2 separate regions of the Homo sapiens genome follow, and region 2 is linked to region 1. Evidence: read pairs that join two places in POLR2A ChIA-PET (ENCODE). Cell type or tissue: OCI-LY7. All regions are shown on one strand. Links, peaks and the distances in the headings refer to the core of each region. The heading gives the core; the rest is flanking DNA. Region 1 overlaps HNRNPF (heterogeneous nuclear ribonucleoprotein F). Region 2 has its middle 75 kb from the start of ZNF33B.

Evidence for each region. Peaks named below come from ENCODE experiments on the same cell type or tissue, not always from the same donor. Only the 100,000 strongest peaks of a DNase experiment are listed, where the experiment ranks them.
Region 2: POLR2A ChIA-PET joins it to region 1 with 5 read pairs; 1 of 35 experiments calls an interaction of 5 or more read pairs at or near these places.

What each region holds. Positions count from the first base shown.
Region 1 is chr10:43,386,496-43,402,721 of GRCh38, reverse strand. It overlaps HNRNPF (heterogeneous nuclear ribonucleoprotein F), which reads left to right. Exons shown (of 4, transcript NM_001098204.2): 2 at 6,132-6,266; 3 at 8,034-8,092; 4 at 14,786-16,226. The coding sequence starts at 14,838. The coding sequence ends at 16,085. Among named protein-coding and RNA genes, the nearest start is that of HNRNPF, 15 kb to the left of the region's middle. RefSeq lists enhancers at 587-1,106, 3,158-3,297, 3,836-4,721, 6,056-6,325, 6,498-7,385 and 2 more and a silencer at 5,476-5,935. In OCI-LY7, for the core only: no CTCF peak of the experiment used is centred there; DNase peaks (open chromatin) are centred at 5,411, 5,871, 6,541 and 6,811; H3K4me3 peaks cover 5,000 bases; H3K27ac peaks cover 5,000 bases.
Region 2 is chr10:42,555,063-42,571,288 of GRCh38, reverse strand. It overlaps the pseudogene FXYD6P1 and the pseudogene EIF3LP2. Among named protein-coding and RNA genes, the nearest start is that of ZNF33B, 75 kb to the left of the region's middle. In OCI-LY7, for the core only: no CTCF peak of the experiment used is centred there; a DNase peak (open chromatin) is centred at 8,518; H3K4me3 peaks cover 1,081 bases; H3K27ac peaks cover 1,044 bases.

The DNA of each region.
Region 1 (16,226 bases), core at 2,442-7,441:
TAGAATTATGATGTTTATGACAAATACATATCTTTTCTAATTTAAGTTGGTGTTAGATACCATATACGATCCTCTTAAAGTACATAGAATTCAGAAGTTAGTTTTCTTGTGATGTTTTTGTCTGGTTTGGTAACACGTTGTATTAGTATGCTAGGGCTGCCATGCAAAGTAATACAGACTAGTAACAAATTTTCTCACGGTTATGGAGGCTAGAAGTCTTAAGATGAGGGTGTTGATAGGGTTGGTTTCTTTTCAGGCAGGAGAAATAATGTGAATAGTAGGAATTCCAGAAGGAGAAAAAGACACAGATGGAGGCAGCAAGAGAAGCGATAAAGGATTAGAAGTGAATTTTCCTGGCTTAAGATCCCTGTAGTTCCCATTAGGATATTTTGAAAAGACACAGCACAGGCGTGTGTTGGTAAAACTCCTAAAGTATAGAGGAAACTGCTTTGGAAAAAGTATGTCCTCCAAATCTCTTATCTTCTCCCCCATTGTTTCTGTTTTGATGTTTATTCTACTTCGTTTTCCTTTCTTTGAATTCATTACTAACTTTTAAATTTAAAACTCAGTTTTAGTTCCAGAAAGTTTTTTTTTTTAAGTTTTGTAATGGAGTGGTATCTGAAGTTGCTCTTTTTTTCCTGTTAAAATCATTATGGTTTTTGTCTAGCACTTCTTGTTCCCTGAAACCTGAGGTGTGGTATGTTATTTCTGGGTGCCGGAGCCCCTCTTCTGTAAATTGTCATGTTCCTTTCCTCCTTCCATCTCTCTGTTCTGCACAATTCCCCCAAGGCAGAATGCAGTGGTCCCCTGGGCAGCACAGCTCAGGGCCAGCAGTCTCAGCTCAGGGCCTGCTGCTTGGAACCTGACTAAGGTGTCATGTTTCCATGGAGGCTTCAGGAAGAATTCCCATCCCAAGGAATGTACCTTCCTCAGGGGGCTGAGGATACCCCACAGGCCTCCTTTCTCTCCAGCTCCAGGGTTTGACTATGCACCTATTTAGGGGCTGCTTGCTCAAGGGAGAGAGGTACAGGAGGTGGTCTGGGAAAAACAAAATTGATCTTCCTATCAATTGTATTTTTGTTTAGCGGAATCTATACACACCCATTTCTTTGGATATTATTTCCAGTTACTCCAGCTAATCCAAATAATGATATTTGCCCTCAGTTAAGAACAGATTTTATTTTTAGGAACAGAAGTCTAGTAGCAGTTTTGCTTTTTATTAACGTTTTAAGGAACATTTACCTTAGATATCATGATTCTTGGGCATTTGCAAAATGCAGTCAATATCAAACAGCAATGGTTGCTTGTTTTATGATCGGTCAGAATTTGTCCCTTATATTAATTTCAGTACAAACAGTATAGATAAAATTTATCTAACATTACATTATACTACTCTTGATGCTTTTTAGTAACACAGCTTTTGAGAAATGAACGCTGAGGGAAGCAGTGTGTTATCCCCCCAGACTTAGCTACAGCAAGTAAGTGAAAGGACCTGATAGATGGTAATGGAAAACAGCTTTCCTGTTGCATGCAGATCAGGACAGATCCCCTTTGGTGGATATAAATGTAGTAATAATGGAGTAAACATTTAAAATGTTAATATATGCTCCATCTGCAGCTTCTCAGTCTTTTTTTTTTTTGAGACGGAGTCTCGCTCTATCGCCCAGGCTGGAGTGCAGTGGTGCGATCTGGGCTCCCTGCAAGTTCCGCCTCCCGGGTTCACACCATTCTCCTGCCTCAGCCTCCTGAGTAGCTGGGACTACAGGTGCCTGCCACCACGTTTGGCTAATTTTTGTATTTTTAGTAGAGACGAGGTTTCACCGTATTAGCCCTCCTGACCTCGTGATCCACCCGCCTCGGCCTCCCAAAGTGCTGGGATTACAGGCATGAGCCACTGTGCCTGGCCACTTCTCAGTCCTTAATAGCTTTTAGGATAGCTCTGTGTATTGAATTTGGCACGTTGTGTGAATTGGGTTAGAATTCTCACACTTCAGATACATGTGCCCCTGAAAAGTTAAGTACAAATGTGTGCGTTGGTGCATTTTTTTAAATGGAATTAGTGTCTTGTATCATAATTCTTGAGTTCATGACAGCAGGAAGTACTTAAGAGTGACTGAATAGGAATTTTATAAAATTGCTGGGTTGGAAGATACTTTTGAGGCCATTAAACCCAATTTTCAATATTTCCAACAGAAAAGGAAAACATCCATAACAAATATGGTCTATGATCTGCTCACATACTATATACCATGATGGGGAATTTTTGCCCCCAAGATGCATCTTGTGCTTCTCATGTGGTGAACAGACACGAGCAGCAGAAGCTGTGTCCTAAAATTTCTTCAATCTAAAGGATTCACCACGAAATAAGAATATGAATACAAAGCATCCAGCACCAAAATGTATCCCAGTAAAGGGCTTTGGTAAAAAATATAAATAATTTGAACAAGTGTCCAGAGGGGAGATAATGTACAGAAGGAAAAAAGAATAATGGGCTTTTAACTTCTTTTTTTTCCCTCAGTTTTTATCTTTTTCCTATATAGAGATGGGAGTCTCACTATACTGCGCAGGCTGGTCTCGAACTCTCTTGGGCTCAAGTGATCCTCCCACCTCGGCCTCCCAAAGTGCTGGAGTTACAGGCTTGAGCCACTGCTCCTGGCCAGCTTCTACTTTAAACCTCAGCTATTTATCAAGGAAAAAAGAATTTCCCTTCTTTCTACATGAAATTCATCACTCAGTGTTCCCACTCACCCATGCTCCTGTCTGTTTAAATGTCACTTCCTCAGAACCCCAATCTGAGCTAATGCCTATTTTCTGTTTTTCGTTCATTCTAAAATTTGTCATCATATATTTGTACATTTCTTGATTTCCTACTCCACTGTTACTGGACCCACCAAGGCAGGAACTGTGTCTCTTTACCACTACAGTTCCTGTATCTTTTAGGTGCGTAGTATTTCTTGGTGAGTCAGTCAGTCTCCAGACTCAGTCATTTTTCTCTACATTACACATTCTTTCACATTCTTCTCCCACCAGTCTTCCTAGACTTGTTTCATTCCTTCCCATCTTGTCTCCATGTATCTCTTCCCACCATTCATTTTCCAGATAGCATCTAGACTGTTGTGTTAAAAAGCAAAACTCCTTTCACACCACATTCCATTAAATGCCTTCCCACTGGCCTTTGAACACCAAACCAGGCCTTTAAGGCTATGTCATCTCCTACCATTGATCTCAGACCTAGCTGCAGTTGCACAATACAACCCCTGGCTCAAGTCTTCTGCACACATTGTTCCCTCACAGGCAGGAACCCTATGGTGACTGATCAATAATTAAAACTTGCCTTGGGCCAGGCACAGTGGCTTATACCTATAATCCTAGCACTTTGGGAGGCCAAGGTGGATCAGTTGAGCCCAGGAGTTACAGACCAGTCTGGGCATCATAGAGAGACCTTGCCTCTACTAAAAAATTAAAAAAAAAATTAGCCCGGCTTGGTGGCATGCACCTGTGGTCCCAGCTACGTTGGGGAGGCTAAAGGTGGGAGGATCATTTGAGCCCAGGAGGTTGAGGCTAATGTGCCTGTCACACAGATTCAACAGTTACTAATCATGGACAGTTATTCTCCATCTCCCCACCTACTACTTTGTGGACAACTTCAAACAAATCCAAGCCATCACAAATATTTCAAGATGGATTTCTAAAACTTAATTGCTTTATTTTATAACATAACCATAATTCTGTGGGTTCTTTTATCTGGCTGGAACTATTCTGAGGTAGGACTGGCTCATTTGTCCTTGTAGTTTCCCACAGTCTACATCACTATATGCAGTATGTTACTGTTCCCTGTAATTCGTGTTATTTAGTAAGTGCATTCTAAAGACTTGCTTTCTCTCAGTTTTACAAACAGTTGTATTAGCCGGGTGTGGTTGCATGCCAGTGGTCCCAGCTACTCAGGAGGCTGAGGTTGGAGGCTTGCTTGAGCCTGGGAGGTTGAGGCTGCATTGCCATGATCGTGCCACTGCATTCCAGCCTGGGCAGCTGAGCCAGACCCTGTCTCAAAATAATAATAATTCTGTTAAAAACGTAAAACAGGCCGGGCGCGGTGGCTCACACCTGTAATCCCAGCACTTTGAGAGGCTGAAGTGGGTGGATCACAAGGTCAGGAGTTGAGACCAGCCTGACCAACATGGTGAAACCCTGTCTCTACTAAAAATACAAAAATTAGCCAGGGTGTGGTAGCGCACGCCTATAATCCCAGCTACTCAGGAGGTTGAGGCCAGGAGAATCGCTTGAACCTGGGAGGGGAGGTTGCAGTGAGCCGAGATCGTGCCATTGCACTCCAGCCCGGGCAACAGAGCAAGACTGTCTCTCAAAAAAAAAAAAAAACAACAACAACAAACTCCAAACAGGCCGGGCATGGGGCTCGCACCTATAATCCCAGTACTTTGGGAGGCCGAGGCAGGGGGATCACGAGGTCAAGATATCGAGACCAGCCTAGCCAACACGGTGAAACCACATCTCTACTAAAAACAAAAACTAGCTGGGTATAGTGGCATGGGCCTATAGTCCCAGCTACTCGGGAGGCTGAGGCAGGAGAATCGCCTTAACCCAGGAGGCAGAGGTTGCAGTGAGCCAAGATCATGCCACTGCACTCCAGCCTGGGTGACAGAGTGAAAACTGTGTCTCAAAAAAAACCAACCAAACAAACAAAACAGTCAAACATACACAAAAGTAGAAACAAGTGTAATGAAACTCTATGTATACATCAGGAGCTTTAATAAAAATTACTAGTTCATAGCACATCTTGTTTCATGTATATTTCCACTTTCCACGTAATCTGAAACATTCAAGAAATCAGGTATCATCTGCAAATATTTGTGGCTCTAAAAAGGGTCTTTTAAAGAAATAAAATTACAGTATAATGACAACAAAATTTACAATTCTGCAATATAAAATGTCACTGATCATATTATCGAAATTGCTTTATAGTTGTTCTCCAGTTCATTTGAATTAAGATTCAGAGGTCCACAAAATTGCGTTAGTTAAAAGTTTAGGAATTGCGTTAAAAAAATTTTTTTTCAAAGATTTTTTTTCAAAATCTTTACGTGTGTCCATGGTCAAATGTACAAACCAAGGTACGTCCGCTAGTTCCATTTTAGAGGCGGCCTCCCAGAGAGGGGCTGTGTCTAACTTGCTGGCTTCTCTTCCACTCTGCACTGCCCGCCCTTCCCCGTGGCTGGCACTCTGGACTTTCCCCAGGTCGCGCTCGCGCCTGGCTCCCTTCGGGAGAACTCGGAGAAATGTCTTCCCGCCGCCCTGACTCTCTCCTTCCCCCACTTCCTGCCTGGGCCCAGCGCGCGGGCCACGGGGCCGCACCTGCAGGCACGCGTTTCCCATTGGTGACATCTTGGCGGGCCCGGCAATGGCACTTCCTCCTCTGCACCCCGTGACCCACGTCCGGCTGCCGGTCTTGGATCACGAGGCCTCCGCTTCCCGGACTCCGGACCCCGCGCCTCCTCGGGGCCGACGGGCCAGTCCCTGGCGTGGTGAGCCGCCGCGCGGGCGCCCCGGCCCCGCCACTCCAGTCCCGGCCGCCCCCCCCAGGTCCCTTTCCGCCGCCCCGGTCGCTCGGAGACGGACGCAGACCTACGAGCGCCTCTTCCCTTCCCTCCCTTCAGCCGCGCTCGGCCCGCGGGTCCCCGAGCTCCCGCCTAGGCAGCGCTAGCTTGGCGGGCCGGGGAGCAGCCCCCACCCCACCTTGCCGTCGCCCTCGCTCTCGCCCTCAGGGCCCCGGAAGCCCGCCAGGGGCCCCCTCCCCTCCCCTCCCCTCCCCTCCCCCTCCCGCGAGGCGCCCTTCCCTCCGGGAACCCTCCCGTCCCTGCCCCCACTCTCCCCGCTGCGCCGCTCGCTCCGCCCCCCGCCCGGAAGCTCCCGCCCGAGCCCGCGCAGGCCCTGGGGCCGACCTTCCTGCCGGGCCGGGCGGTCCGAGGCTGCTGGAGTGCCGTGAGCAGGCCGCGGGAACGTCGCCGTCACCTTGTCTCGGGGCCTCGGCGCTGCTTCCCGCCAAAACACGTTTACCGCGCGCCCGGGCCTCCCACCTTGCGGAAGGGACCCCACCACCACTTGGATTTCTGTTGCAGGTTGAGAACAAAAACATGCACCTGGAGTTTCCCCGGAGCCCTCTGCGTGGTTGAGCTTCGGTGGAATTTCGGGGCTCTTGGCTGCCAGCCGCGCTTGCCTGGTAGCAACAGAAACCAGTCCTGCTCGCCTCCGTGGTAAGTCTAGAGCATGAAAGTCCGCGGGCCCGGCCGGGTGGACTTTGGTTTGAGAGTGGAACTAAGTGAGTAATGGGGGCGGCGCGGCCAGACGCGCTCCCAGCCTCCTGGCGAGAGTGCTGCCCGGTTTCCCGGGGGCACGGGAGTGTGTCTAGGAGGGGAGGCCAGGATCCTTCCTCGAGTCCTGTCCTGAACAAAAGAAAACGAGGTGGGTGGTGCTTGAACGGCCCTGTTTACTCTGCAGATAGCCGAACTGGTAGGACTCCGGCGCGCCCTATTTATCTTGATTGGCTCTGCCTGAAGGCAAGCGTTAATCCCGTCCAACCTGTATCACTGCGAAGAGCTCGTTCGGGAGCGCTTTTTGGAAATGCAGATTCTTAGCCCCCACCCAGATCTGTTTTAGGGTTGGTGTTTTAATTATCTAGGTGGCCCCCGTGCAAGCTCGATCTGAAAACCTCCGGGTCCAGTCACCTGGGGGAGCTGAGCAGCCCTCCCCGCCCCCAGCGCTTTCTTGGCGCTGCGGACGGGGAGACCAGACTCTTCCTCTGCGTGCGTTGGCGGTGCGCAGTGGCCGTGGTCTACAGGCTTACAGCGGCTGGTCCATTGGGGTAAATGGGTGTACGTGGGTCTGGTTGCCAGCTTGTGCATGTCCCCAGAGACGCCTCAGGGTGTTGGTCTGTGGATCACGCAGGGATAAACAAGGGCATAAGTGGATCAGATCATTAAGATGACTGGGTTCCACCCTTTAGATCCTTGAACAAGTCGGATTGTTGAAGCCTTTTGAAAACCTGATTCCAGAGTACTTGAAACTGTTTCACCCCTGAATAGGTTTCCTAATAAATGTAATGCTTTCCATTTGTACACCCCCCCAATAGTGTCTTAAGTAATAATCACTGGAAGTTTGCAAGACAAGGCAGATTTGATTATCTTCATGTTAAGACAACAGGTTCAGCATAATTAGCTGGTTTTACTAATTCCACATTTCCAAAACTCAAGCAGCTTAGTTCTCAGAATTCCATAGCCCTCAGCCCGTGTCCTAGTCCTTTGGGGCAGCGTTTTTACTGGGATGTTGGTGATCTAGTGATTATGATGTATGTTCTAGTGAAGCATATTTCAAAGAAGTTACCCAATAAAACTGAAAGTGTCTTTTGGATGTGTCTCCACACTGCTTACAGAGGGGTTCCTATAAATCAGACTGAACAATTTCTAGCAAGCACCCTTGCTCCTTGCCCATGCTATCCCAGTGAAAGAGGGGTCTTAAGGTCAAGTCCCCTGTGGTTGTCACTTCTCCCCCACCCATCTCCCTCCCAAGTGCCCTGCCCCCGATATTTAAATTTCCTCCCAGCACTTAGGGTCCTCAGTGTACAAACTTAGAATTGGGCAGAGGCGGGCGGATCACCTGAGGTCAGGAGTTTGGGACCAGCCTGGCCAACATATTGAAATCCCATTTCTACTAAAAATACAAAAATTCGCTGGGTGGGGTGGTGCACGCCTGTAATACCAGGTACTGAGGCAGGAGAATCTCATCAAGAGTAAATCTCATCAAGATCAATAAGGCGTTTCCCTTTTGTTGTGCTCTGTATTGCCCTGTGAAAAGATAATACTTCCAAAATGCTGTTAGGTGGATGGGGTGTGAGATTTAATTTAAACCCACGGGCTATATAAAGGGCTTCCCAGCTGTTTCTGTCCTTACCTGGAGTTCTGATCCCAGAGCCAGTGCCTAGGATCTGAGACCACACAGCCAATATCGCTCTGTTTTTTTTTTAGGACATTTCATTACCATCCAGAAGTGTCTCCCACTGAAGGCATCCGTGGTTGTTTTTAAGGTAAGCTATTTTAAGAAGAGCCCCTTTTCAGCTGCAGTATTTATATTTGTTATACTCAAATTTGTTTAGCAGCCTGGAGTGAAAAAAGTTTTGTCCCTAACATTAACCTTGAGCAGGACACCACAGGGCTCTTTTCAGCTTGAGTTTTAGTTAATGAAAAGCCTTAGGACTTCTGAGAAATGGAACAGAAAACCAATTCTGGAGTAAAAATAAGCAGTAAGTGTTTTAAGTGTACACATGTGTTTTGGAAAGGAATGGTCTCTTCGCCTTGCCTTCAGAGAGGAAGTAATTTTGCTTCTGAAACATTTCCTGATGCAAAACACTTATGACATGTAAAAGATTAGGCATTTTAAGTAATTCTTCTATGAAATGTTTTTATTTTTTATGCTGCTTGTATGTCTTTTTCAGCCTAGCCAGGCCACTGCCTTCTTGAGGAAGGTGTTGACCCCCCTACACATGGGCAACAGTTAATCCTGGCTAATCTTGGACCAGCTGGGTCAAGTCTGTGCTGAGGATGGGGTCATGGTGGCCAACAAAACAGGCACAAGTTTCTCCCCAGTAGGCTCCTATTGTGGGTTTAAGACCCCTTTAACAACACAAGAGTGCTGTGGTTAGTGTAGAGCATGAGACTTAATTTGGATAATGAGAAGACCTTTGAGAAAGGTGGTGTATTTGAGCTTAGACCTTAAGGATTAGTGGGATTTAGGTAGACAGAAGGTTGAACAGAGTATATTTGGGGAGAGAATTAACCATGAGTGTCAACTATGTGCGTCACATCCCTGAAGGGGCAGAGAGCTTGCCACATTCCAGGAGAAAAAAGGAAGTGATGTGAGCTTAGGTAGAAGAGTGTTGCAGGCAAAAGTTGCAAGGCCTGAGGGACCCCATTGGGCCTGTGGTCCTTGTTCTGAGGTCAGTGGGAAACCACTGAGGACTTGGATGCAGGACAGTAATGAGTTTTAAAAGTACACGTGAGCCGTAGATGGGATTGCAGTAAGGCCTAGCCACTGTGCTTGGAAAACTTTTTTTTTTTTTTGAGATGGAGTTTTGCTCCTGTTGCCTAGGCTGGAGTGCAGTGACGCGACATTGGCTCACCGCAACCTCTGCCTCCCAGGTTCAAGCGATTCTCCTGCCTCAGCCTTCCTGAGTAGCTGGGATTATAGGCATGCGCCACCACGCCTGGCTAATTTTGTATTTTTAGTAGAAACGGAGTTTCTCCATGTTGGTCAGGCTGGTCTTGAACTCCTGACTTCAGGTGACCTGCCCGCCTCAGCCTCCCAAAGTGCTAGGATTACAGGCATGAGCCACTGCGCCCGGCCTATGCTTGGACTTATTTAAAAGATATATCGGTAATCTGGAATTGGCTGTTTGTACATACAGGAATTAGAATAGGAGAAATAACAATATGAGGTACAGAAAGAAAATGACAATTTGATAACTCCCATTACAAAGAAAAGAATTACTGAGTTCATAGGCTGCCATTCAACGTGTTAGGAACAGGGTAGAGCTGTGAGGCACCTTTATTGCTGAGGAAATGGAAGAGTTGAATAGGATTTAGGGATGAGGATACTGTGGAGAATGGGATCACCCAAGGGAGTTGAGTTGATTGGATTTGAGGGCTTGGGAGAAGGTCAAGGATTACTCCAGTTTCCTTCTAGAGCCTCTGGGTGCAGGTAGGGGCAGTCATGTTGCTATTGGAGTGTGACAGAAGAGAGAATGTGAGGTTTAGTTGTGGCACAGAGGAGAACCTGTGGAGTGGAGTTGTGTCTACCCGTCTAGGCTTCAGGGAGCCGAAGACTGGGGGTTTGTGTATCTCCTGACCCTGGAGATGATTATGGAGACCCTGGGAGCAGGTGAGTCCACTGAGAAGAGGACTTGGGCCCAAGCCTGATTCCCTACAGTTAATGGTTAAGGAAGGACTCAGAGACTGTCTAAGGAATTAACTGGAAAACCAACAGTAATTGCCAACAGGAGTGAAAGGGAGAGGATTTCCAGGAAAGAATGGTTAAGTAAGATGAAGATAAAAACATTTGCTCTTTTTCTTGCCATGGAGATCTGTATAGTAGGATCATGCAGTTTTTTTGTTTGTTTTTGTTTTTGAGACGAGTCTCTGTCGCCTAGGCTGGAGTGCAGTGGCACGATCTCAGCTCACTGCAACCTCTGCCTTCCAGGTCCAAGCGATTCTCCTGTCCCAGCGTCTGGAGTAGCTGGGATTACTGGCGCCCGCCACGACGCCTGGCTAATTTTTGTATTTTTAGTAGAGACGGGGTTTCACCATGTTAGCCAGGATGGTCTCGATCTCCTGACCTCATGATCCACCTGCCTCAGCCTCCCAAAGTGCTGGGATTACAGGTGTGAGGCACTGTGCCCGGCCAATTTTTCTGTATTTTTAGTAGAGACAGGGTTTCACTATGTTGGCTAGGCTGGTCTGGAACTCCTGACCTCAAATGATCTGCCTGCCTTGGCCACCCAAAGTGCTGGGATTACAGGCGTGAGCCACTGCGCTCAACCTAGGTGTCCACCACTATGCTCGGCTAATTTTTGTATTTTTGGTAGAGGCGGGATTTCACCATGTTGGTCAGGCTGGTCTTGAACTCCTGGCTCCGGTTATCCACCCTCCTTGACCTCCTAAAGTGCTGGGATTACAGGCGGTGAGCCACCACACGTGGCCTTGATCATGCAGTTTTAATGGAGGGGAGTGGAAGTGACAGTAGAGGCCTTTTGACAAGATTTTGCTGAACAAATCAACAAGTAGCTAGAGGCAAAGTTGGCACAGGGGAGGTATGACATGATTGGGTAGAACTGAGCATGTTTAATTACCAAGTAGACAGGGCTCAGTGGAGAAAGGGGAAAAGGAAAAAAAGAAGAAAGCATGGCTCCGGGGTATGTGAGGTTGGACCCAGAGCAGAGCTGTTGTTCACGATGTCCGCTGTAAGGGGCCCACTACGTGCTTACAAACTCCTGGACTCTGACTTGACTTCACAAAGTCCACTTCCAAGAGTAATGTCAACCAGCTGGAGAGGAGGTGAGAGTCTGTAAGGCTGCCCCAGACATCTGAAGGGCTTTGGACAAGCAGGGTGCTGGGGTAGGACAGTGGGCGATATTGAGGGCCCGCTTACTCTATGGCTGTTCACTCTGATTTTCTTTTTTTTTTCTTGTGTGGTGGGTTTTTTTTTGGAGTTAGTCTCGCTCCGTCACCCGGGCTGGAGTACAATGGTGCGATCTCCACTCACTGAAAACTCCGCTTCCTGGGTTCAGGTGATTCTCTTGCCTCAGCCTCCGTAGTGGCTGGGACTACAGGCGCCCACCACCACGTCCAGGTAATTTTTTTTTTTTTTTTGAGACAGAGTCTTGCACTGTCGCCCAGGCTGGAGTGCAGTGGTGCGATCTTGGCTTACTGCAACCTCTGCCTCCCAGGTTCAAGCGATGCTCCTGCCTCAGCCTCCCAAGTAGCTGGGACTACAGGTGCCCACCATCACGCCCGGCTAGTTTTTTGTATTTTTAGTCGAGACAGAGGTTTTGTCTATTGGAACTCATGATCTCAAGTGGTCCCACCCACCTCGGCCTCCCAAAGTGCTAGGATTATAGGTGGGAGCCACTGTGCCTGGCCTCACCCTGATTTCTACAGTATTTCACAACTTGGGGGCAGCATTAGCCACCAGAGAACATTTGGGAATGTCTGGAGACATTCGGTTGTCAGAACTGGAGGTGGAGGGTGCTACTGGCATCTAGTGGGCAGAGACCAGGGATGCAGCTAAACATCCTACAGTGCCTGGGCCTGCCTCCACAACACAAAGAACTGTCTGGTCCAAAATGTCAGTAGTCCTGAGGCTGAGAAATTGTAGCTTAGAGGCACCGTTTCGCCTGGCTGTGTGCAGCTGAGCCACTCAGTACATCCATGGAGTAGTCAGATATTTGTTTGGAATCTTCCAGAGCTCTGGTTTTACTGGGCGCGTACAGTTAAGAAGTTCATTGAATGAATTCCATGTATTGTGAGGAAGGAATGTAAAATGATACTTGCTCTAAGCTGGATTATGAAGAATGAGGAGAGAAAGAGGCTGTGTGGATAAGGAAGCCAAGGTCTCTACAAAGGAGGGGGATAGCAGTTGTGGTGGAGGGAGTAGGATGTGATTAGGTGGGGTTTCCTGCAGGGAATGGTGAAATCATTGGAGGTAGGAGTCCAGGAGAAAATGGTTAGTGGATTATGGCTTCATCTCCCCTACCCGGAACGATGGCTGGACCTAAGGCTAGGAACAGAACTCGAGGGAGGCCTTCAGATACTTTTCATGAGTGAGGAGCAAGACCAGGGTATGGTCAAAGACAAAAGGACAGGCGGTGCCTAGCCTGACCCAGTGTTGGGAATGGAATTGCATAAGAAGCCCCCACCTGTAATTGAGCTGTCCCAGACCCATTATCCCAAGAGACACAATACAAACTTGCCCTGACTCTCCAAGGAGGAGCTTCTGAACTGTTAGCACAGAATTCCCTCCGTGGACAGGAGAGGAAGAATCTGCTGTGACCTTGCTCTGCCAGATCAGCATGTTGCAGTGGCCATATGCAGGGGATTTAGATAAGGCCCTGGGGAGGCGGAGACCATTACTTTCTAAGGTGGAGGCTAAACCCCAGGGTTTGTTGCAGACCCAAAGCACAGTTTGAGAATTGGGGATAGGATTATTTATGCCCAATCATTTGCCGTTCAGGATTATTTTATAAAAGTTGATGGAGTTTATGTACATAGTCAATAATTTGAGGTGGGCAATGAGCAATCCAGGTTAGGCTCCCCTTGACTCTCTTCCCAGAGGCTTCCATGTTCCACTCTCATTAGCAAGGGTGACATCTTTTAGTTAGGCTGTATACTTTGAAAGCCCTTGCATTCCAAATCACAGTTCGTGAGTAAATGCCGAGTGTTTGGTCTTGGTGATGTGTTCAGGATATCACATACTGTTCTGTTTCATTTGTGCCATTATGCTTGTTATTGGGAGAGGAGACACATCTTGTTATCTTTATAATCTGGTGTAGACACAGGTAAATTTGAAAGATTTACACAATTATCCTTTTAGACGTTGTCAATTTGAAATGATGAAGCACTGTATGATAATATGTCATTATCTGCAATGGCTACATCAAACTTTAAAATTACTAATTTTCCCTGAAGCTAGTGCAGTTGAGCATTTATTTAGTATGAATTTGCTTTTCCTTTTCTTAAATTACACTTACCTTTACTTTTTGTCTGTTTTTTAAATTGTGGGGTTTTCTTATGGAGCTTTTTTCCCCACATGATGAGCCCATATTTCTTGAAAAGGCCACCAGCTATATCTATTATGCTTGATGTAAAATGACACTTTGAAACATTCGATTTCCAGCTGTGCATGGTGGCTCACGCCAGTAATTCCAGCACTTTGGGCAGCTGAGGTGGGCGGATCACCTGAGGTCAGGAGTTCAAGACCAACCTCGCCAACATGGTGAAATCCCGTATCTCCTAAAAGTATAAAAAATTAGCCGTGCGTGGCGGCTGGTGCATGTAATCCCAGCTACTCAGGAGGCTGAGACAGGAGAATTTCGTGAACCCAGGAGGCGGAGGTTGCAGTGAGCCGAGACAGCACCACTGCACTCCAGCCTGGGCGACAGTGAGACTCTTGTCTCAAAAAAAAAAAAAAAAAAAAAAATTCCATATACTCCTATGCTCTTTTTGAGCGTCACCCTTGACAGTGTTCATATAAAAATACGTCTTTGGCCCCATGATACTGCAGTGTTTTTCTTGCTTGTGACTATGTTATAGACCCTGCTGTCTAGGTCAGCTGCTCCTCTTTCTCAGAAGACTGCCTTCCAGTGTGTGGTTGGCCTTACTCTGAGTTTGGACTTCAGGTGCCATGTACCACCCTGGTGGGAAGGGCATTTCTCAGCCCTCTTGCGATTGCCCTTTCTTCCCGATGCCCTCTTCCAGATCTTCAGCACAAGGCAGCAATTCTGCTATATTTTATGTGAACCTGTGAATCATCTGATCTGGTTTCTCCATTTATTTGCAGTGCACATAACTAAGTCTGCTGGTGAATTTGTCTGCTTGTCTGTATATGTCATCAGTTTGGCCTCATACTTGACTGGTATTTAGTTTGAATTGACAATTTAGGAGCAAAATCATAACTCCATAGACAGTGGAAGCCATTGCTGTCTTGTATCCTGGCAACATTACTGCTGATGAGAACACTAGAAAATCTTACCCTATGTTGTGGTTTAAAAACAGCCTGCTATGTTCCCATCCCTTATTTTTACTCATGAAAGTAAAAGTATCCTACCATAGACAAGCAGATTTACTAAATTTACTATTTTACCAAATGTAAGGCGTATAGTTTAGGAGGAACAACTCAGGAGCTCTTATAGGTGAACTGCCACATATTATCATGACAAATATGTGGAATAAATATAACAAGGAAATGCCCTTGCTCTAAACTGACTGAAACTTACATTTCTCTGTGTTCAAGGCACCACATTCACATGCATCGTCCTGTCTTGTAAACTCCTGATTTGTTTTTCAAACTGCCTGTGACTGATAATGTAATTTTTTGAGAGACCTGGAGTTAACTCTTAGCTCTCAATTGTATTTGGTATATTTCTTAATGTCTTGCTACCTCTCTCGTCTGTAAAATGGGGAAAATTTCTGTTGCATACTAAATAAATTTTTCTTTTTTTTTTTTCCAGCCACAAAAAAGCCACACCCAAGATCACCTGACACCCACCCTGACAAGTGTCCATGATGCTGGGCCCTGAGGGAGGTGAAGGCTTTGTGGTCAAGCTCCGTGGCCTGCCCTGGTCCTGCTCTGTTGAGGACGTGCAGAACTTCCTCTCTGACTGCACGATTCATGATGGGGCCGCAGGTGTCCATTTCATCTACACTAGAGAGGGCAGGCAGAGTGGTGAGGCTTTTGTTGAACTTGGATCAGAAGATGATGTAAAAATGGCCCTGAAAAAAGACAGGGAAAGCATGGGACACCGGTACATTGAGGTGTTCAAGTCCCACAGAACCGAGATGGATTGGGTGTTGAAGCACAGTGGTCCCAACAGTGCCGACAGCGCCAACGATGGCTTCGTGCGGCTTCGAGGACTCCCATTTGGATGCACAAAGGAAGAAATTGTTCAGTTCTTCTCAGGGTTGGAAATTGTGCCAAACGGGATCACATTGCCTGTGGACCCCGAAGGCAAGATTACAGGGGAAGCGTTCGTGCAGTTTGCCTCGCAGGAGTTAGCTGAGAAGGCTCTAGGGAAACACAAGGAGAGGATAGGGCACAGGTACATTGAGGTGTTTAAGAGCAGCCAGGAGGAAGTTAGGTCATACTCAGATCCCCCTCTGAAGTTCATGTCCGTGCAGCGGCCAGGGCCCTATGACCGGCCCGGGACTGCCAGGAGGTACATTGGCATCGTGAAGCAGGCAGGCCTGGAAAGGATGAGGCCTGGTGCCTACAGCACAGGCTACGGGGGCTACGAGGAGTACAGTGGCCTCAGTGATGGCTACGGCTTCACCACCGACCTGTTCGGGAGAGACCTCAGCTACTGTCTCTCCGGAATGTATGACCACAGATACGGCGACAGTGAGTTCACAGTGCAGAGCACCACAGGCCACTGTGTCCACATGAGGGGCCTGCCGTACAAAGCGACCGAGAACGACATTTACAACTTCTTCTCTCCTCTCAACCCTGTGAGAGTCCATATTGAGATTGGCCCAGATGGAAGAGTGACGGGTGAAGCAGATGTTGAGTTTGCTACTCATGAAGAAGCTGTGGCAGCTATGTCCAAAGACAGGGCCAATATGCAGCACAGATATATAGAACTCTTCTTGAATTCAACAACAGGGGCCAGCAATGGGGCGTATAGCAGCCAGGTGATGCAAGGCATGGGGGTGTCTGCTGCCCAGGCCACTTACAGTGGCCTGGAGAGCCAGTCAGTGAGTGGCTGTTACGGGGCCGGCTACAGTGGGCAGAACAGCATGGGTGGCTATGACTAGTTTTGTTAGGAACATTTGAGTTACTTCAATCATTTTCACAGGCAGCCAACAAGCAATTAAGAGCAGTTATAATAGAGGAAGCTGGGGGACCCATTTTGCACCATGAGTTTGTGAAAAATCTGGATTAAAAAATTACCTCTT
Region 2 (16,226 bases), core at 6,424-11,423, 840 kb after region 1:
TGGGAAGGGACACATATCCAAACTATATTATTCCACCCCTTGCCACTCCCAAATCTCATGTCCTTCTCACATTTCAGAATACAGTTATGCCTTCCCAACAGTCTCCCAAAGTCTTAGCCCATTCCAGCATTGTCTTAAAAGTCTGAAGTCCAAAGTCTCATCTGAGACAAGGTAAATCTCTTCCACCTGTAAAATAAAAAACAAGTTAGAGTTACTTCCAAAATACAATGGAAGTACAAGCATTGGGTTACAAACCCCATTCCAAAAGGGATAAATAGGCCAAAAAAAGGGGGCTACGGGCTCCACACATATTCAAAACTCAGCAGTGCAATCATTAAATCTTAAAGCTCAATAATAATTTTCTTTGACTCCATGTCCCACATCCAGGCCATTGGTGCAAGCAATGGGCTCCTGAGGTCTTGGGCAGCTCTGCCTCTGTGGCTTTGCAAGCTTCAGCCCCCAAAGCTGTTCTCATGGGCTGGAGTTTAGTGCTTGCAGTTTTTCCATGTGCAGGGTGCAAGCTGCCAGTAGATCTTCCATTTTGGGGTCTGGAGGATGGTGGCTCCACTAGCAAATGCCCCAGTACAGACTCTATGTGGGGGCTCCAACCCCACAGTTTTCCTCTACACCACCCTAGTAGAGGTTCTCTGTGAGGGCTCCACCCCTGCAGCAAGCTTCTGACTGGACACCCAAGCTTTTCCACACATCCTCTGAAATCTAGGTAGAGGTGCCAAGCCTCATTCACTCTTGCATTCTGTGCACCAGCAGACTTAACACCATGTGGAAGCCACCAAGGCTTATGACTTACACTTGTCAGAGCAGCAGCCCAAGCTACCCCTGGCCCCTTTAAGCCACAGCTGGATCTGGAGTTGCCAAGAGGCAGGGAGCAGTGTCCTGAGGATGTGCAGGACAGTGTAGGCCTGGGCCTGGCCTCCAAAACCATTCTTCCCTGGGCCTCTGATCCTGTGTTTGGATAGGCTGCCTCTGAGATCTCTAAAATGCCTTCAAGGCTTTTTATTGTCTGGGCTATCAGCACTTGCCTTCTTTTTAGTTATCAAATTTCTCTAGCAGGTGGTTACTCAGCAGCCCACTTGAATTCTTCTGACGATGGGCTTTGGGTTTTTGGTTTTTTTTTTTTTTTTTCCTACTGCATGGCCAGGCTCCAGGATGCAAATTTTCCAAACTTTTATTTGCTGGTTACCTTTTAAATAGAAGTTCCAACTTATTTCTTTGCTTCCACATCCCAGCATAGGCTGTTAGAAGCAGTCACACCAGTTTTTGTTTGTTTGTTTTGTTTTGTTTGTTTTGTTTTGTTTTTGAGACAAGGTCTCACTCTGTCACCCAGGCTGAAGTGCCATGGCATAAACATGGATCACTGCACCCTGGACTTCCCAGGCTTAGGTAATTGTCCCATCTCAGCCTCCTGAGTAGCTGGGACTATGGGCTCATGCCACTAGGCCAGGTATTTTTTTTTATATTTTTAGTCAGAGATGGGATTTTGCCATGTTTCCCAGGCTGGTCTTGAACTCTTGGGCTCAAGCTATCTGCCTGCCTTGGCCTCTCAAAGTGCTAGGATTACTGGCATGAGCCACCATGCTTGGCCCATGCCACTTCTTGAACACTTTGTTGCTTAGAAATTTTTTTTTGCCAGATACTCTAGGACATCACTCTCAAGTTTAAACTTCCATAGATCCCTAGGACTTGGATGGAATCCAGCCAAGCTCTTTGCTAAGGCATAACATGCGTGACCTTTGCTCTAGTTTCCAATAAGTTCCTCATTTCCATCTGAGACCTCATCAGCCTGGACTTCACTTTCTATATCACTATCAGCATTTTGGTCACAACCATTTAACCAATTTCTAAGAAGTTCTAAACTTTCCCTCATCTTCCTGTCTTCTTCCAAGTTCTCCAGACTCTTTCAACCTCTGCCCATTACCCAGTTCCAAAGGTGCTTCCTCATTTTCAGGTACCTTTATACTAATGCCCCACTCCTTAGTACTAATTTTCTGTATTCGGCCATTCTCACATTGCTGTAAAGAAATTCCTGGCTGGGCACGGTGGCTCACGCCTGTAATCCCAGCACTTTGGGAAGCCAAGGTGGGCAGATCACGAGGTCAAAAGTTTGAGACCAGCCTGACCAACATAGTGAAACCCTGTCTCTACTAAAAATACAAAAATTAGCTGGGCATGGTGGCATGCGTCTGTAATCCCAGCTACTCAGGAGGCCAAGGCAGGAGAATCGCTTGAACTCAGAAGATGGAGGTTGCAGTGAGCCGAGATCATGCCACTGCACTCCAGCCTGGGTGAGAGTGAGACTCTGTCTCAAAACAAACAAAAAACCCCCCAAATAAAACAACAACAACAAATTCCTGAGACTGGGTAATTTATATAGAAAAGAGATTTAATTGGCTCAGCGTTCTGAAAGCTTTACAGGAAGCATGATACGGACATCTGCGTGGCTTCTGGGGAGGCCTCAGGAAACTTAGAATCATAACAGAAGGCTAAGTGGGAGCATGCACATCACAAGGCCAGAGTAGGAGCAAGGTAGGAGGAGGTGTCACACACTTTTAAACAACCAAATCTCACTGTTGCAAGAGCAGCAACAAGGGGATGATGCTAAACCATTTATGAGACATACACTCTCATGACCCAGTCACCTCTCAACCAGTTGTCTCCAATATTGAGGATTACAATCCACCATAAGATTTGGGCAGGGACGCATATCCAAACTGTATCAGCCCCCAGGCTGGCTCAGAACTCAGGACATTTTAAACCAATTGCCACTTGAAGGCTGTGCCAAGAATCAACTTCCATTCAACTGGCCAACCCTTCATGAGCAGCTAATTGAAATTAACTGAAAATATGGCTATCTGGGCTGATGCTTTAGTGGCTTAATGAATTAAATCTGTGACCCCAATCATCTCACTGGCTTAATCTGAGCAACTATCTGAACAACCTGGACTAAGGCATACTTGAGAATGGGAAGTGCCTAAGTAAAGTCGGTTTAAATAACTTGGAAGTCAAACCTGATGAAAAAGATACTTGAATTTAATTAGACACAGGCACAATGTATTCAAGGTCATGAGTGAACATTGTATTATAGAAGAATGTAAACATGAAAGCTAGCACCTTGAGCAGGTGGATATATGGCTCCTAGTATTAGGTTGGTGCGGTAATTGCAGTTTTTGCCATTGAAAGTAATGGCAAAAACCACAATTACTTGTGCACCAACCTAATAGCATGGGAAGTTTCCTGATTACATGCAACAATTCAGACATATCAAAAAGTTAAGAGTAAAAAATCATGTTACCCCTGAGAAAGAATTTATTTTTACCTTTGGGATCAATATTTTGGTATTATAACAGCAGAAATAGAATATGAGGGAAAAGTTAAAAGAGCTGATGGAAAAGTTGAAGTACAAAGTTACCATTCTAGCCAAGTAAAAAGATTTACCTTTTGAAGGAGAAAAGAAACAAAGGGTAATGATGTGTGATCTGTAAATAATGTGTAAAAAAATATAGTAAAGGTTGAACTTCTGAGATACAAATCTCAGAAGTTTTAAAAAGAAACAGATTTGAGAATTAAAAATTATTACTGTGTGTAATCTCATTGAGAACAAATCTTTTTTTTTTTTTTCTGGCTCCAAAGATCCTTTACTGATATCCACTTGAAACACGTCGGTCCTTAACTTGTTAACTGAGTAGACAGGCTGATGGCTGATCTAGGTAAAGGTTTCACGGTAGCAAAAACACTTCCTGCCTGTAATATATCAAAACAGGTTCCTAAATAATGTGTGTGAATGTCATCAGGGTCTCTGTCCCATCTTCTTCAGGGTTCGATTAAGCTCCTCCAATTTTTGGATCCGACGGATGAAGAAATCCCCATAGCGCCTGGAGACCTTGGTGTCCGCGATGTGGATCATGTCCTTATCAATGTAGAAGTCAACCTCTGAGGCTGACTGAAATTCACCATCCAGGATTGAGATGCCGCTGGTCCACACCAGGTTCTTCATCTTGTGTTTGAAGACAAGAAGCTGGATCCTGAACTCCTGCTCTGTGAGGTCCAGGAAGCCAGCCAGCTTGGCCACAGGCATGGTGGTGTAGAGCTTGAGGAAGCTGTGGATGGTTGAAAGCTGGGCCTGCTGCTGTACTTCATCAGAAAACACCTTCAGCTGCTGCAGGAAGGGCTCTTTGTGGTAGTTGGGGTGCACATTATCATAGTTGGGCACTACAGGCGACAGGAACTTGGGGCAGAAGTAACTGAAAAGTTCTTCATAGACTTGTGGGTCACCTTTCTGCATGCGCAGCATCTTGTCCCTGTGTTTCTTCTGCAGCTGGAGGTGAATGCTCTCATCGATACTCATGGGGTACACCGTGAGGGCAATGGCCAGCAGTGCATGCATCTGCTCATTCTGCTTGTTAATCATCTCATACTTGTATGTGGTCCTCTGGAACATGCTCTTGGTCCTCTGGATGTAGAGGAGGCTGTTGGCAAAGACCCGGATGGCATCCTGGTAGCGACACATCATCAAATATGCAAACCCAACATAATAGTATGTGGTGATCTGGCACTCTGGCACACGGGAATACATACTCTTTTTGTTAAGTTCGATGGGGAAAAAATCTTACGCTTATTTTTTTAAAAAAAATTTAGTTGGATATTAATGTATTTTTAATATTTTTATTTATTTATTTATTTATTTATTTTTATTTTTTTGAGACAGAGTCTTGCTCTGTTGCTCAGGCTGGAATGCAGTAACGCAATCTCGGCTCACTGCAAGCTCCGCCTCCCGGGTTCACGCCATTCTCCTGCCTCAGCCTCCCAAGTAGCTGGGACTACAGGCGCCCGCCACCATGCCCGGCTAATGTTTATATTTTTAGTAGAGACGGGGTTTCACTTTGTTAGCCAGGATGGTCTCTTTCTCCTGACCTGGTGATCTGCCTGCCTCAGCCTCCCAAAGTGCTGGGATTACAGGCGTGAGCCACCGCACCCAGCCGTATTTTTAATATTATGGCTAATTTTAATAAGACCTTATAAACAAATCTAATCCCAGTCAATCTTGACAGCAAAAGAATTTTGTAACCTTTTATAATATTTTTATAACCTTTTATAATATTTTTACAATTTTATATTAATATATGAATATATTTTTATTTTAATTTTTATAACTTTATATTTTTATTTTATAACTTTTATATCCATTTAATGTTATTTATCTTTTAAATTTTTCTTTAAAACAATCCCTCAAAACCTCTAAGCTAAGCAAAATTATGTTTCCCACCATGAAATTTCAGTTTCTTTTCCTAAAAATCTCCAGATTTAGACCACTCTAATATTTGGTTTCAGATTTTGACTTTTATACTCAGAAGACTTTGGTCTATAATTTCCCTTTCATGGAATGTCTCATACTGTATTTGGTATCAAGATTCTCCTCATCTGATGAAGACAGTGTGGTTGTGTTTTTTCTGTATCCTATGAAACATTGTGTACAAAAGTGTTTAGAAACAGTACATTTTTCTAAAAATAGGAAAATATTTAAGACAAAACGCTTGGTGGAAGAATCAAAAGTACAAATCAGTAATAATACTATAAAATATGTTCATAAATCCATAGACGAATTGGAGTGGGGGAAACAAAAAAATGAGGAAGAGATTTTGAGTACAAGTGAACTGGCCTATTTGAAGAAACCATGATCGGAAGATGAAAGTGAACATATCTCAGCAACAGTACATAAAATTCCCCATATTTGAGCGTTCTTTGTATGACATTCCGAAATTGACAAATGCTGTCAAACTTGAACCTCGAAGCTCACAGAGTGACAGTTAGAATGGAAGGCAAGATATGCTTCATCACATGATCACAGTGATAGGTCACTGTAGAATTTTCAAATGAATACATGCCACATTATGGGGTCCAACTGCTGCTATTTTGACATGGGTAAAAGGGTCACTTAGAGTATATGTTGCATTTCAAAAACTGAATCTCAGACCCACAGTATTATTCTCTGTGTATGAAATAAATGTTAAATGAGGAAAAAAGACCTCTCAATTATATTTGATAGTGAACATTTTAGAGTGAAGAGGGAAAAAGCTAATGTGTTGAGAATAAAAGGAGTTCCTTGCTTGAGTTGAAATGCTCTCCTCACCCATTTCTACTGTTCCTGAATCACTGGACATTTCTAGATTAAATAATTTAAAATTTGTTCCAGATTTAGTTTAAAAAGCACTATTATAAATTTAGTTTGAAAAAGTAATTATATAAAACCTTCTTTTATCACTTATGTATATTACCTATTTTTTCTCTCTATGCAACTAAGTTTATGTACTTATTTCTGAATCTCTGAATTTGTTGAGAGATCCTCTATTCATGTATGCATAAAAGGCTGGCTATTCACTGAGACATTAAGAGAAATGAAGCACTATATGTTCAACAGTGGGTTGTTTGAAAGCATATGATACTTTTTTAAATGGAGACTTCTGATAACCCTAAATTCCAGGATTAAAGATGTGTTGTGGCACATCAACCAGCCTGATCACACACATTCTTATGATCTGGTCATGAGAATTAGGAAAGGGAAGGGAATTGACAAGCCCTTTAAACATGCAACAATGGAAAATTCTAAAACATGAGAGAGTTGTCATGTCTAAAACAAAGTAGATACCCTTTTAGATATGAAATAGTTCAGTACAAATTTCCATCACTGCTGGTTCATTACAAGTTTCTAGAACTATTTTATCAAATGGGTCATTGATGAGATATAAAAACCGCATTAATATAGATGTTGCCATTTTTTCAGGGATTATTTAATTGACAGGGTAGTTGACAGGGTTTGGGAAGGAACGTGTAATGTTTCCTCACTCTGAGTATAGAGTTTTAATGGTTAATCGCTAGATAGAAAAATGTGTATGTGTAAGGCACCATCATAAACATACATATATATGTCCAGTGACAGGAATTTCATCACTGTCTGTCTCATATGAAATTTAAGATTTAGTGGTGAAACGTAAGAAAAACTAGAAAACAGAGTCACATCTCTGAATGCTCAATTAGGGGAGAAAATAAAAAGACTTGGTAATATATGAAGAAAATAGAATTATCTGATTGAAGGAACAGCATTCAAAGAGCAGATCAAACTTTCATTTGGTTGAGCAAAACACTTTCCTTCCTGCTGCCACCTGAGTGTCCGCAGTGAGTGAAGAGTAAGTGAATAAATATAAGCAAAGCCCTTAAAAAGCTTCCTCACAGTGTCAGTGCTATATGATTGTTTAATTAATAAATCTGGAAAGATGTGCAGAAACTTAACCATTATTACTTCCAGAGGCAGAACCTGATAGGCTGTGGAAGAAGGAAAGAAGGAAACCTAGATTTCAATGTATGTTATTTTGTGCCTTGTGAATGTCCTACAAGTGTGTTATTCTTGGCGCTTTTACCGTGAATTTTTTTAAAAGAAAGAACCACCACCGTAAAATAATGCATGAAACAACCATTTTATTTTGTTCATGGTTCACAGGGCTAGGAAGAAACAGAAAAGATGGCTTATTGCTGTTTATTGGTGTTTGGGGACTGCAGAGAAGACTCATTGGCCGGAGTTGAATCCACAGCAAAGGGTTGGCATCATCTGGAGGTGACTTCACTCACATGTCTGCAGAGGACATGGGGCTTGGCTTCAGGACCTATAGGAGACCTCCCAGTTACCCTGGGATTCCAGGTAGCAGAGCACTCTCAGGACATTCAGAGCTTTGACTTGGTGATCAAGGGCACCATAGGTGAGTGACCTGAGTGAACCAGGCAGATGCTCATGGCCTTTTTAAACATAACTTTGGAAGTTACACAGCATCACTTTCATGTCATGTGTCAGTGACAAGTGAGCACTAGTGTCCAGTCTGGTAAGGGTGGGCATAGACCCCCATATCTCAAAGGGAGAATAGCAAAAAAATTGCAAACATCTTTAAAAAGCCACATGGATATTCTAGTTTAAAACTACTCAGGTTTTTTTCTCTCCTGGGCTTCTCACCACAGCTCTGGGGTGATCTTAGGGCTTATGTTTCCTCCCCAACTTGGAGGCAGCAGAAAAAGGGACTTTGGTAGTGGTTGTGGCCAAGGGTCTTTTACTTATGTCCTGTTAGATCCACCCAAGAGTGATGCAGGTCAGCAATCGCCCAGTCTCACTTATAAGTGGGAGCTAAATAATGAGAACCCATGGACACAAAGGGGAACAGCAGACACTGGGCCTACATGAGGGTGGAGTAGGAGGAGGGAGAGGACCAGAAAAAATAATTATTGGGTACTAGGCCTAGTACCTGGGTGATGAAATAATCTGTACAACAAACCCCTGTGATACGAGTTTACCTACATAACAAACCTGCACATATCCCCCTGAACCTAAAATAAAAGGTTAAAAAAAAAGTTCTTGGTAGCTGAGATGCCTCTCAAATATGTGATAAAAGATTTGTTACTTTGTCACACAGGCCAGGGGTAAGGTAATTGTGGGTTTTACTTCTGCCTCAGTCCCTGTGAGTTGATTGACAAGTAAATGCAAATATTCAGGGAAACTTACTGAAGCGTTATGGGGCAATAAAAGCTAATGTCTGCCTTAAATGTTTCTCTATCAAGGAACCATTTAATTGACTCTGTTGAATTTAAAAATCACAAGATTTAGGCCAGGTGCGGTGGCTCACAGCTGTAATCCCAGCACTTTGGGAGGCAGAGACAGGTGGATCACCTGAAGTCAGGATTTTGAGACCAGCCTGGCCAACATGATGAAACCCCACCTCTACTAAAAATACAAAAATTAGCCAGGCATGGTGGCAGGTGCTTGTATTCCCAGCTACTCAGGAGACTGAGGCAAGAGAATCGCTTGAACCTGGGAGGCAGAAGTTGCAGTGACACAAGATCGTGCCATTGCATTCCAGCCTGGGTGACAAGAGTGAAACTCCATCTCAAAACAAAACAAAACAAAACAAAACAAAACAAAACAAAACAAAAACAATTCACAAGATTTAACTATTTGGAATGGAGAGGAGGCTTTATTTCTTATAAGGGGTTACAGCCTGCAACAGGCTGAGAAGAATGCCTCTGGCTAAGACCAGGGACTAGGGACAGGCACTTTGAAGGAATATAGGTTGGGGTAGGAGCATTATGCTGGACAAGTTAGCTAAACATACATCTTCAACAGGTTATAGGAGGAGCTATGAATATGCATGAAGGTGGTCCTGAGGCACATGTATTGAACCAACATGCATGTAATACATGACCCATGTTCACTTTGGGGTGGAGTCCTAACACTTGAATGTATTATAATTAGGCCCTATCAGTCAAAAGGTCTTTACAGGACACGAAGGCACTCAAGTGTGCAATCTCTGTAAAACCAGCCAGAACCAGTTCATGGTGGGTGGTCTTCTTATCAGGAGAAAGTTACTGAAATCAGTCTCTTGTCTAATCAAAGCTGTAGTTATGGTGCTTGGGACAGGAGTTGGGAGCCAATTAGTGTCTGGTGATGAGCTACAATTGTTTTTATTTTGCTTATGTCAAGGCCAGTGTTTATTTAGCTGCTAGAGAAAAAAGAAAAACCTTGTGGCAGTTAGACCATAGTTAATCTTTAAGTTTAGAGTGCTTGACCTAACCCTTGCCTGGCATGGCCTTAGGTCTTGTTTATAATTGATATCTCATTGCCACAAAAAGTCTGTTCTGCCAGTCTTATGATCTCTATTTTAACATTAATGCTGGTCAGTCGCTGTGTCTAAACCACAAACATGAGGGGGTATAATGAGACATGTCTGACCTCCCATCCCATCATGGCCAGGAACTCAATTGTAAGATTTTTCTGGGGTCCCCTTGGCTAAGGGGAGTGTCCTTCAGTTGGTGGGGGCTTAGGATTTCATTTTTAGTTTACAATTTCTGCAAAGGGAAAGGCTGCTGATAAACCTTAAACTTCCTGCACTTGTGTTTCAAAGCAATAAATCAGACCTCTTAAGTACTAATGGAGTTGTATACAATTTGTATGGTGGCCAGTTTCCCTTCTAGCCTGAAAGCCCTGTGAAGACAGAGTTCTTGGCTTTTTTATTCCTTAACAGTTTTCTTACTCCCAAATTAGCATGTAGCAGCAGGTACACAGATGAGAATCTCTTTCTTTGTTCCCCACAGTTTCTACCTTGAACAATTCTCCCTGCCAACATGCAGCATCATCCTGTAGCCTTATAGTTTCCCCAACATCTAATATATGTTCTTCCAGTAACTGGAGACTGAGATGCTGCAGGGCCAGACAGCTGTGTTCTTAGCCAAGTGACAAGCAAGGCTTTGTTGGGCTCTTTTTACATTATTCACCTTAGAGTCCAAGCTGAGCAACTCAAAACTATACACATGGGGCCAGAAAATCATCAGCCTCTGAGGGTCAGCTATATGATCTTACAAGAGCTCATTAGAGATGAAAAACTGCCTTGTAAATTCCAAAGCGTATCTCTAGCTCAAGATTGCCTCTCTTCATATTGTCTCCTTTTTTCCAGTGGCTCCAATAGACAAAAACTGTAGCAAAAATTGTTAATTTTGGGGACTTGTTCTGTTTCCAGTATTGAGAATTTAAATTCCAAGCTGCCCACTAGCTGCAAAAAGCAAGGAAGTTGTATCACCTTCACTTTCCGCTGCAGCTTTTCCTGATAAGTGTGTTCCCTCTAGAATTTATGAAATTGAAAGCATTTAACATTTTATATCAATTTTATCATATTAATACATCTAGATGTAATAGCCACAAAACACAAAGCCATTAAATTTTTTTTTCTGTTGCAAACTAAATCCATAGCAGTAAATCCAGCATTTGCAGTTAGGTTAGCATTACTGCTGTGGGAAAGATTCAGGTTGGAAAGCAGATGGGGGAGGGTACAGGGGGTGGTAAAGAAGGAGGCAGCTCTTGCAACAGGGCAGCAGCTGGGCTGAAGAAGAGGCTGGATGGAGTCTTGGTGCCCTCCCCACCCTCCCACCCTCCCACCCTCCCACCCCAGCTTTGCTCCAGCCCTGAGAACTTCTAACATTTTTGGGGCCACCTAACACTCACCTTTATAATTTGTCACTGTTGTTTTTTTACCCTCCCACCTGGAGAAGAGAATAAAAAACAAAGCCAATCCCCAGATGTATACTTTCCCCCTCACTTCATCCAGCACAGCTCAAAGAAGCCAGGGTTGGATCCATTTCTAACCCCAAAGGTCACTGTGGCTTCTAACAGCAGATGGCAGTTCAGCTGCTGCTCTCAAACCATGGAGGGCTCGATAGACACCAAGGCTTATCACCATTCCCCTTCATTCTTCCTTTTCCCAAACAGTGATGGAGCCAAATCTTAGTGAATCAGGACTGTTCTAGCAAATTCCACTTCTGGGCCAGGTGCAATGACTCACACCTGTAATCTCAGCACTTAGAGAGGCTGAGGCAGGAGGATCACTTAAGGCCAGGAGCTCAAGATAAACCTGGGCAACATAGCAGGACCCCATCTTTACAGAAAAAAAAAAAAAGAGCCCGGGATGGTGGCACGTGCTTGTAGTCCCAGCTATTCAGGAGGATACATACCTGTAGTCCCAGCTGAGGCAGGAGGATCACTTGTGCCCAGGAGCTCAAGGCTGCAGTGAGCTATGATTGTGCCACTGCACTCCAGCCTGGGTGACAGAGTCAGAAGTAAAAAAAAATTTGCTTCTGATGCCAACTGTATTGGGGATTCCCAAGAACACTTCTGGGCTAAACAAATTGCTAGGAGGACTGACAGGACTTGGCATATAGTCACAGTATGGCTACAACTTATTACAGCAAGGTCAGCAAAGGGGAGAGGTCACAGGGCCATGTCCAGAGGAAACCTGGTACCAGCTTCCAAGCATCCTCTCCTAGTGGAGCCACATAGGATGTGCTGAATTCCTCCAGCAACATGCTGTGACAACAAATGCAAAATGTTGTCACAGAAGCTCCTTAGAGACTCAGTGCCTGGGCTTTTTATTGGGGGGCTGCTCGTGTAGACACTGTCTATTGTGCAGAAATCAAGATTCCAGATTCCCAGAAAAAAAGCAGGTGTTCCGCAGAAACCATATTGTTTAGGTACAGTGAGCCATTTGATCAGTGAGGGAGGAGGGAACCCTTCTGAAATCCAGGTTCCCAAACCTTCCCAAAATTCACATTCCCAGATACCAGACAAGGATAGGATAGCCGTCTCAGGCCACTTCAAAGGCAACTCTACTTCAATTGATTTTTTTTCTTTTCTTTTTTTTTTTTTTTGAGAAGGAATCTCACTCTATCACCAGGCTGGAGTGTAGTGGCGCAATTTTGGCTCACTGCAACCTCTAACTCTCGGGTTCAAGCGATTCTCATGCCTCAGCCTCCGGAGTAGCTAGGGTTACAAGCATGTGCCACCACATCCAGCTAATTTTTATATTTTTTTTAGTACAGACAGAGTGTCACCGTGTTGGCCAGGATGGTCTCAATCTCCTGACCTTGTGATCCACCAGCCTCAGCCTTCCAAAGTGCTGGGATTACAGGTGTGAGCCACCATGCCTGGCCACTTCAATTGATTATTAGTTTGCAAGTTTGTAATGCTTTCAATGGTTCAACCCCTGTTTGATGTTAGTCCTGAGTTCAGACTTATGAGTGACAGACACGCTAAGGCAGCTGTGAGATTATCAAATTCACTCAGCTCAATTTTTGTCATGGTTGCTATTACCTATTTTTATTTGTGTATATTTGAATGCCAAATACCAAAATTCAAGCATATACTTTGCGATGAATTGTTTGAAAAGTGGAGATTTATTAAATGAGGAAAGATTCCTTTTGAAGCTTTTTGTGCAGTATGCAAAAATAGAGAAAGGCACCAGCACATAGTAACAGCTAAACATGGAAGATGTATGATTTCCTCAACTAATACTATATAAAGTGGTAAACAAATTTTTTTATTAAAAAGAATTCAAGACCGAGTGCGGTGACACACACTTGTAATCCTTGCACTTTGGGAGGCCTAGGTGGGTGGATTGCCTGAGCTCAGTAGTTCAAGACCAGCCTAGGCAACATGGTGAAACCTTGTCTCTACTAAAATTACAAAAAATTAGCGTGGCATGGTGGTGAGCACCTGTAATTCCAGCTACTCGGGAGGCTGAGGAAAGAGAATTGCTTGAACTTGGGAGGTGGAGGTTGCAGTGAGCTGAGATTGCACCACTGTATGATGGTGTCAACTGGGCAACAGAGCGAGACTGCCTCAAAAAAAATAAAAAATAAAAAGAATTCAGATTGAGATATAGTAATTGCAGTGGAAGTTGTAACTATCTGCCACACTATATAACAGGAGCAGTCTTTCAGCTCAAATGACAATTTGAAAGTACTACTGCTAGAAGTATTTTCTGATTTCAAAGATGCAATCAAATTTTGAAGAGCCAGGATGAAATCTACTGCAACAACAACAAAAGTAATAGCTTCACTATGATCACAGAGATGATCAATGATCTAAATGCCTCACCTATTTACAGCAGAGCCATGGATACAAGTAAGCACAAGGCAGAAGATATTTTCCCTTTGCTTCTGAACTGCTTTTGGTGGCGATAACACAAATACAAATTGTGGTTGATGTTTGCATAAAGGCACAGACATGCTTGGTCCAAGCTGAAGTACAGCATGAATGATTCCAACTTGTGGGCCGTCCGACCCACATTCTGCATCATGAGGTCCAAATAGCATCTGATGTTCTTTGCATTTTCATTGAAGTAACTGTCATAAAATTGTTCTCTTACTTCAGCATTTACACGATTAGAATTGAGTGATTAAAGGATTGTTTGATTTTTTTTGGCATTCAATATTCTTCATTTCCTTTGTAGTTAGAAACTCATTGGCTCCTGTAACTAACACAGTTGAGAAAGTTGTTTATGTAAAGTCTTGAAATATTTTAATTCTCAAGAAAAGATTCCAAAATTTTTGTTTACTTTAAAAATAATCCATTGATTGAAGTTTACTTGTTTTTTGTTCATGTTTTTTTTTTTTTTTTCACTAGGAAACAAATATTTTATTCCTTTTTTCTGTTGTTCAGACAGATCGTGATACAGAAAACAGCAGTCTGGCACAGAGGCTCGGTTGGTTGATTTCCACAGGCACATGGAGGACAGGAAGGGCGGGATCTTGTTTGAGCTCCCGCTGTCATTATGACCTTTGGCCTCTTCCTGTACCCTCTGCAGCAGTGCTGCATGGAGCCTACTGGGTCTCTAACCTACCTCACTCACCTCTCTGACCACTGACAGGCAGAGCAAAGGATGCAGGAGTTCTCTGCTGACCAAGGGGACATGGGCGGAGAAGCAAAGGCCCCTTACTCTCCCTCTGTCCATTCCAGTGTGCTGGCAGCAACAGAATGGGAATCCTTCAGTCATCACCTGCTGGAGACTCAACTTCAAGGACGGAAGCCTGTGTCCACAAAAACTCGGCTGTAGGTTGAAGTCTTAGAAGCAGGAAGGTTGGAGATGGGTGGGATACCAGAGCCCCTGTGGTTATTGCTGATAAGATATGTAAGGGCTACATTCCCCAAGGGCAGATTAGAAGCCCTGGGCCTGGGCTGGGCATGGTGGCTGACACCTGTAATCCCAGAATTTTGGGAGGCCAAGGTAGGTGGATTGCTTGAGGCCAGGAAAAACCACATCTCTACTAAAAATACAAAAATTAGCTGAGTGTGGTGCTGCCTGCCTATAATCCCAGCTACTCGGGAGACCCAGGCATGAGAATCCCTTGAACCCAGGTTGCAGTGAGCTGAGATCGTGCCACTGCATTCTGGTTTGGGTGACAGAGTGGGACTCTGGAAAAAAAAAGAAAAAAAGCAGCAGCCCCGGACCTGGAATCCCTGGGTGCTATGTGAAGGGCAGGGCAGATGGAGCCCCCTGGGGCTTCCCCAGGGAGAAAAATAACCGTGGAAGGGTATAGTAGCCTCCTGAAGGCAATGCTGGGCTTACAAACTCCTTGCTTTGCTTTGTATCTCTAATTGCTGATCTTCAGAACAGACTGAGGTTGGAGTGGGATAAGGAAGCGAGGTTCTTGTAAAAGGAGTGAAGAGACTCCATAAAGAAAGATGATGAAAGTGATGCAAACCTTCCCAGGTCCCAAGACAACTGGAGACTCCTGCCCATGCTCTAAAGGGAAGGAGCTAGACTCTCCAGGGAAAAAAGCAGACCCCCAGGAGTGAGAGGTGATGGGGGGCAGATAGGAGCAGATGGCCGCATGGCTCAGCCTCTGCCCAGGAAAGTGAGTCCACAGTTCACTAACTATAATAACCATGAACAAGTAGCCATGAACATTACAGTCAGCAAACACACACACAGACACATCACAGGAGTTGGAGGAGCCTGCAGGCTGCAGTGGTGAGGCAAGAGATTAGTTGGATCATCAGGTGGAGGAATGGTGTTAGAAGGGACAGGGAAGGGCATGGGGGGACACACAAGTTATTGGCTTCTCTTGGGGAAAGATTTGTTGCTGAAGTGGCTGTTTTCTTAAGCATCAACATTTGCATCTAAAAGTTCAAGCAGCTGCCTTCAGGTTCCAGAGGCTTCCCACTGGAAGGCTGCACTTCATTCAGCTCTCTGCTTTCTGGAGCTTTGTTGCATTTGCAGTGATGAGGTTCTCCACCTGGGCTTCCTCCTCTCCTGGGGTCCTGGGCTTCTGATTGAAACTGCACTTGCATCTGCAACCTAGGATAAGGAGGATCCCAATGGAGAAGAGGACCACAGCACATACCAACCCCCTAATCCTCAGGGTCTGGTAGTCATAATGAAAAGGGTCAATTTGCTTCTCCCTCTCAACTGCATCGGCCAGGACAATGTGGGCCAACAGGCTGCATAGAAAGATCAGCACCACCTCCATGGTGCCGGCACAGTCAGTCCCATCTGAGATGATCCCAGGAGGATGTGTCAAGTCCCAAGGAGGCTGGGAGTGGCATGTTCATAGTTTTCAATCTCTTTAGGGATAGGATTATACAAATTGAAAGAGCAAACAATGTTACTGAAATAATCCATGGCATAATGGAACCTGAACCATTAAAGAAATAATGGAGGCTGGGTGAGGTGGCTCACACCTGTAATCCCAGCACTTTGGGAGGCTGAGGCGGGTGGATCACTTGAGGTCAGGAATTCGAGACCAGCCTGGTCAATATGGTGAAAACTTGTCTCTACTGAAAATATGAAAAATTAGCCAGACATGGTGGCATGTGCCTGTAATCCCAGCTACTGGGGAGGCTGAGG